Regions from separate parts of the Homo sapiens genome. Here region 2 is linked to region 1. Evidence: read pairs that join two places in POLR2A ChIA-PET (ENCODE). Cell type or tissue: PC-3. All regions are shown on one strand. Each heading gives the region's core, and the rest is flanking DNA. Links, peaks and the distances in the headings are about the cores only. Region 1 overlaps GABBR2 (gamma-aminobutyric acid type B receptor subunit 2). Region 2 overlaps ANKS6 (ankyrin repeat and sterile alpha motif domain containing 6).

Evidence for each region. Peaks named below come from ENCODE experiments on the same cell type or tissue, not always from the same donor. Only the 100,000 strongest peaks of a DNase experiment are listed, where the experiment ranks them.
Region 2: POLR2A ChIA-PET joins it to region 1 with 12 read pairs; 2 of 35 experiments call an interaction of 5 or more read pairs at or near these places.

Annotation. Positions count from the first base shown.
Region 1 is chr9:98,685,171-98,688,076 of GRCh38, reverse strand. All of the region lies in intron 1 of GABBR2 (gamma-aminobutyric acid type B receptor subunit 2), which reads left to right. Among named protein-coding and RNA genes, the nearest start is that of GABBR2, 22 kb to the left of the region's middle. In PC-3, for the core only: no CTCF peak of the experiment used is centred there; no DNase peak of the experiment used is centred there.
Region 2 is chr9:98,780,804-98,783,709 of GRCh38, reverse strand. It overlaps ANKS6 (ankyrin repeat and sterile alpha motif domain containing 6), which reads left to right. Exons shown (of 15, transcript NM_173551.5): 5 at 1,137-1,243. Among named protein-coding and RNA genes, the nearest start is that of ANKS6, 14 kb to the left of the region's middle. In PC-3, for the core only: no CTCF peak of the experiment used is centred there; a DNase peak (open chromatin) is centred at 1,499; H3K27ac peaks cover 1,510 bases.

The sequences.
Region 1 (2,906 bases), core at 119-2,618:
GAGGGCAGGGGAGCTGAGGTCTGCTGCTCAGTGTGTGTGTTCCTGTAAATTCAGACTACCCTGGCAGGCTGGAGCCCCCAGGTCTGCTGAGAAGGGGTGTCCTTTGGGGCATGTGCTGGGGAAGGTGATCCCAGTGAGACCATCGAACATGCCCAGAGATGAGAGAAAACACTTCCATTGGTGGCTTTGGATTCATCTTAGATCCCTCCCCTTCACCCTCCTTCCTACAGATGTTTATTACAAGACCTCTGTGTGCCAGGCACTGTGTTGGGCATTGGTAGGTGGTCCCAAGCATTGCCCCTGTCCTGTGGAGCCAGTAAGCTTTCTACATTGTGTGTGGGTGGTGCCAAGGACCTGTGGAATGGTGCCAGACCGGGTTGTAGGAAATCCAGTCATTGCAAGGTGGGCAGCCTCAGAGTCAGGAGCTGGAGAACACAGCGGGGGCTGGGGGATGGGGTAGCAGATCCCAGAGCAGGCAGGAAACAGCAGATCCCAGAGCAGGCCTCTGGCCTCAACAGAGTCTCTCCTTGACCAAACTTTAGTCAGGCTCCTCTGATCCTCTTCTCAACCAGGCCCTGACCTTTGGGCTTCTGTGTCCATCTTTGCATCACCCAATTTTAGCAAGAATCCTGCTAAGTCAGTGGAGTGAGAATTCCCCACCCTGAATATCTGATCACCCCTGATATCTGATCAAATTCCTCGTCCTTCACAAGCCTCAGGTGATGTCTGATCTCCCTGGCCTGACTTCAGCAAGAATCCTGTCCGGTTGGTTCAGCCAGAATTCCCCCTTACACCTGACATTTCCTCATAGTAATGTTCCGTCCGTGACCTCCCACCCTGCCCCTTGGCTGTAAATCCCCACATGCCCTTATTCTGCTTGGAACTGAGCCCATGTCTAGACTGAGGTCTCTTGCCCCCAGTTGCAGTAACATCCTGAATAAAATTTGTTTTCACTGCTTTAACTAGTGTCTAGATCTGGCTTCTTTGACAGCCCTCAGCAGGAGAGGGCCAAGAGGACAAGGAAGTCTGTGGGTTGAGGCAGGGCAGGAAACCTGGTTAAAGTGCAGGGGAAGGTCAGAGTATGTCGAGGGAGGATCTTTGTCTTGTTTGTTTAGAAGCACTGACTCTGCTGAGGGAGGGTGGTCTGGGCTCTGCTGGAAGTACAGGGCTGGGGAGAGGCAGAGCTTGGAGGGCTGTTGTGGACACCCTTGTGTTTGGTTGATGGGTTGTGGGGGTGACAGGGAGGAAGCAAGGAGCCAAAGCTCTGTGGATGGTGGACCCTTCACTGACTGAGCTGGGAGTCCTGGACAAGGGGCAGGGTTTGTGGCTGTTAAAGAAAACCGGAGCCAGACAGAAGTTAAAAAGGTAAAAATAGATTTTAGGCCCAGTGCAGTGGCTCAGGCCTGTAATCCCAGCACTTTGGGAGGCCGAGATGGGTGAACCACTGGAGGTCAGGAGTTTGAGACCAGCATGGCCAACATGGTGAAACCCCATCTCTACCAAAAATACAAAATTTAGCTGGGTGTGGTGGTGCATGCCTATAATCCCAGCTACTCGAGAGGCTGAGGCAGGAGAATCACTTGAACTGGGAGGCGAAGGTTGCAGTGAGCCAAGATCACCCCACTGCATTCTAGCCTGGGTGACAGAGAAAGACTCCATCTCAAAAACAAAACAAAACAAAAAAAACAGATTTTATTCGGGGACTATTGCAATAGAGGAAAAGAGACCCCAGTGCAGATAGAACTGGGCTCAGTTCCAAATACAGCGTGGACCAGTGGCGAGCCATACCCCAAGAGCAGGTTGGGAGGGATGGGAAATTATTATGAGGAAATGTCAGGGGTAAGGGACGATTCTGGCTGAACCAACTAGACAGGGTTCTTGGTGAAGGCAGGCCAGCTGGGGAGATATCAGACATCACCTGGAGCTGGCGGGGGATGAGGATTTGATCAGATATCAAGGGTGAAGGTTTCTAGCTAAGACAGCTTCACACGGGTCTTGGTAAAATTGGATGATGCAAAGACATGGAAGCCCAAAGGTCAAGGCCTAGTTGGGAAGAGGATCAGAGGAGCCTGACTAAAGTTTAGTCAAGGCTAGGTGCAGTGGCTCATACCTGTAATCCCGATACTTTGTGAGGCCAAGGCGGGAGGATTGCTTGAGGCCAGGAGTTTGAGAACAGCTTGAGCAACAGAGTGAGAGCTCATCTCTTAAAAAAAAATTAGCTGGGGATGATGGTGTGTGTGTGTGTAGTCCCAGCTACTTGGGAGGCTGACGTAGGAGGATCTCTTGAGATTGGGACTTTGAGAGTACAGTAAGCTATGATGGTGCCATTGCACTCCAGCCTGGGCAACAGAGTGAGATCCTGTCTTTAAAAATAAAATAAGTAAAATCAAAAACTATAGTTTAATCAAGGAGACACTGTTTGTCATGGGACGAAGAGATCCAAGAATGCAGAAACAGAAGACCTGCCCATTTGGAGCTGATATTCTAGTGGGGAGATAGACATCTGAAAGAAATAATTCATAATTTAAATCAGAAGGTGTGCACTGAGGGCTTGAAGCATCATTCATGCCCTTATTCATTCAACAAGTATATTAGAATTCTCTAGGGAACTCTAGAGGGTTCAGGACTAATAGGATAGATGTATATATGAAGGGGGGTTTATTAAGGACTATTGACTCACATGATCACAAGGTGAAGTCCCACAATAGGCCGTCTGCAAGCTGAGGAGCAAGGAAGCTAGTCTGTGTCCCCAAACCTCAAAAGTAGGGAAACCAACAGTGCAGCTTTCAGTCTGTGGCCGAAGGCCTGAGAGCCCCTGCCAAACCACTGGTGTAGTTCCCAAAGTCCAAAAGCTGAAAAACTTGGGAGTCTGATGTTCTAGGGCAGGAATCATCCGGCACGGGAGA
Region 2 (2,906 bases), core at 160-2,659, 96 kb before region 1:
AGGAGCATTTTATGCAGAGAGATAAGGTTCTCTAGGTTGGTTTCAGTTGAACACAGTGACTGATTCATTGGAGTTTTCACATTGAGATATAGTGACCTCCTTAAGTAGCTCCTGTATGAAGTAAACATTGGTTATTCATACCATTGTCGTCTTGTGATGATTGATGGTGAGATGTGTCCTACCCCTCTCCTTTTGAATAGGCTTCAGTGTTTACAGGGTGCTTATGAACCCCTTCTTATGTGATCATCCCAGCAGGATGGGCTGTCATCCTCCTGGAGGCCTCGTCTTTGGGGTGGGCATCTTGTAGCTGCTAAGTGATCTGACTCCCAGTTAGAGGTTCTTTCCTTGCCCTCTTTTAGGTGATCAGATCACTTTCCTGTGTCATCTGAAAACAGTTTGTTTTCTTATTCGATGAGTCTTGAATTCCAAGACGAAATTTTATTTCAGACACCTTGGTCTGTAGGAGACTTTCCCAATGGAGATGTCCTGATTTAGGGTGGAAGAAGTGGAGTCTCCATGGGGTCAGTGATTTTTGGGCAGAGCTGTTGGTTTTGTCTCCTCTCCCCTCCCCCTCCCCTCCCCTCCCCTTCCTTTTCCTTCCCTTCTCTTTTCTTTTCTTTTCTTTCCAACAGTATCTCACTTTGTTGCCAGACTGGAGTGCAGTAGCGTGATCATGGCTCACTGCTGCCTTGACCTCCCAGACTCAAGCATCCTCCAACCTCAGTCTCTCAAGTAGCTGGAACTACAGACTTGCACCACCACACCTAGCTAATTTTTAAACAAAATTTTTAGTAGAGACAGGGCCCCCCATGTTGCCCAGGCTGGTCTCAAATTCCTGGGCTCAAGTGATCCTCCCACCTTGGCTTCCCAAAGTGATGGGATTACGGGTGTGAGCCACCACATCTAGCCTCAGTCTTCATTTTGTTCCTGGAAGGAACACTTAGACTTTGATTTAAATCATGTTCCCGCTTGACCTGCCCACGTGCTAGGGAATGAGAGAATGTGAGACTGTTTGCCCTTCCATGTCCTTCTTAAATGCTCAGAGACTGAGCTTTGTAGTTAATGTTGGTTTTGTTGCCCAGGAGCAAAGCCATGCCTTTGCTTTCAGTGAATGTAACTCTAGCATTTTTTCCCAGGAATAAGGAAATTGTGAAATATCTGCTAAACCAAGGGGCCGATGTCACTCTTCGTGCAAAAAATGGATACACGGCCTTTGACCTGGTGATGCTGCTGAATGATCCCGGTAGGTAATTTCAAGAAAAGGGTTGTAAATCTACCCAGCGTTTCTTGGACTGGGAGTCAAGACAGGCACCTCCTCTGTGACTTGTGTTTTAAGCACTTGCTTATTCGTGGGGGAAAGTCACTCTCAAGTGTCAGGAGCTTACTGCATGATCTTAGGCAAGTTCCTTCCCTCCCCAGTGAAGCGCTGGACTTGGACCAGGTGGCCCCGGGGACTTCCTCCAGCACCAACCTCCTAGGAGTCTCTAGAGAGGGAAGGAAAATAAGACGTGTCTGACTTTGCAGTCCACACACACCCTAGAATGGCATCTGTGCTTCACAGCCAGAAATCCTGAGTCACTCAGGTGGAAACATAAAGTCCCCTTTGATAAGCAGAATGGGAGATAGAGCGATGGCCTTCTCAGCTTAATTGTGTAGGTAGAGGCTGCAGGGTCAAGGGTCGTGTACTGGGAATGTAGCCGTTAGTTCCACCCCATTTTGGCCTCGGCTGGTACCTGCTACTCCCCTTTGACCCTCCCCTGCTGTGACAGACCCTCTTTTGGGACCTGGGCTTCCAGTTAGCCAGCTCAAGGGGAAAGGTCTCTGATCTGTCGTCTTTCTTATCAACCTGGAGTTTCAACCCAGAGAGAGAGAAGCCCCGAGGCCCTTCTGACCCACTGGGCTTGAACCCTGTGCTGGGATTCTAGCTGTTGGCTGTGGGGAGAGAAGACTTTCACCTCTGCAGTCACAAGTCACCTGCTGCCCCTCTTAGCTAGAGGGGTAGCCAGCAGGCATGCCCTTCCTCGTCACAGCACTGCCACCCTTGCCACCCCTTCCCTGCTGCAGGCCCCTGCACTTCACAGATGCACACTTGGTTCTGTTTGACCCTCAAAGAGGTCTGAGAGGGGAAGCAGAGGTTCACATCCTCTTGAAGAGATGAGGTCGCCAAGACTCGGGAAGTGATCTGTCCCAGCCAGAGGGTTGGAGTCCTGTGCCCCAAGTCCAGTGATCCTACTCCACCTCATTGGAGACCTTCTTCACTTGCCAAGAGTTTGTTATTCGGAATCAGTCCGCAGCCACTCTCGCTGGATCTCATACACACTTTTTCTGAGAAACTCATCTTTTCAGTGTTCCTCTTCTCCCTAGCCTCCACTGCCGTTTATTCCCTTTCCCAATAAAACAGTCTATTCCTAGGAATATTTTGCCTACTGGGTTTTTAAATGAAGTGTTTACACAAAACTTTTGAAGAAACTCATGCCTATTATTGAATACTTGGAGAGAAAAAAGAAATAACCTGGCGTGGATGGCTCACGCCCATAATCCCAGCACTTTGGGAGGCTGAGGTGGGTCGATCACTTGAGGCCAGGGGTTCGAGACCAGCCTGGCCAACATGACGAAACCCCATCTCTACTAAAAATACAAAAATTAGCCAGGCATGATGGCGGGCACTGTAGCCCCAGCTACATGGGAGGCTGAGGCAAAGAACCGCTTGAACCTAGGAGGTGGAGGTTGCGGTGAGCCAAGATTGTGCCACTGCACTCCAGCCTGGGTGACAGAGCAAGACTCTGTCTCCAAAAAAAAAAAAAAAGAAATAGTCATCAAGAAAAAGCATTGTTAATAGTTTGGAGTAGTTTCTTCTCAATCTTTTTTGCAATGCTTTTTTTATATAACTGAGTTGGGTTCCTAAT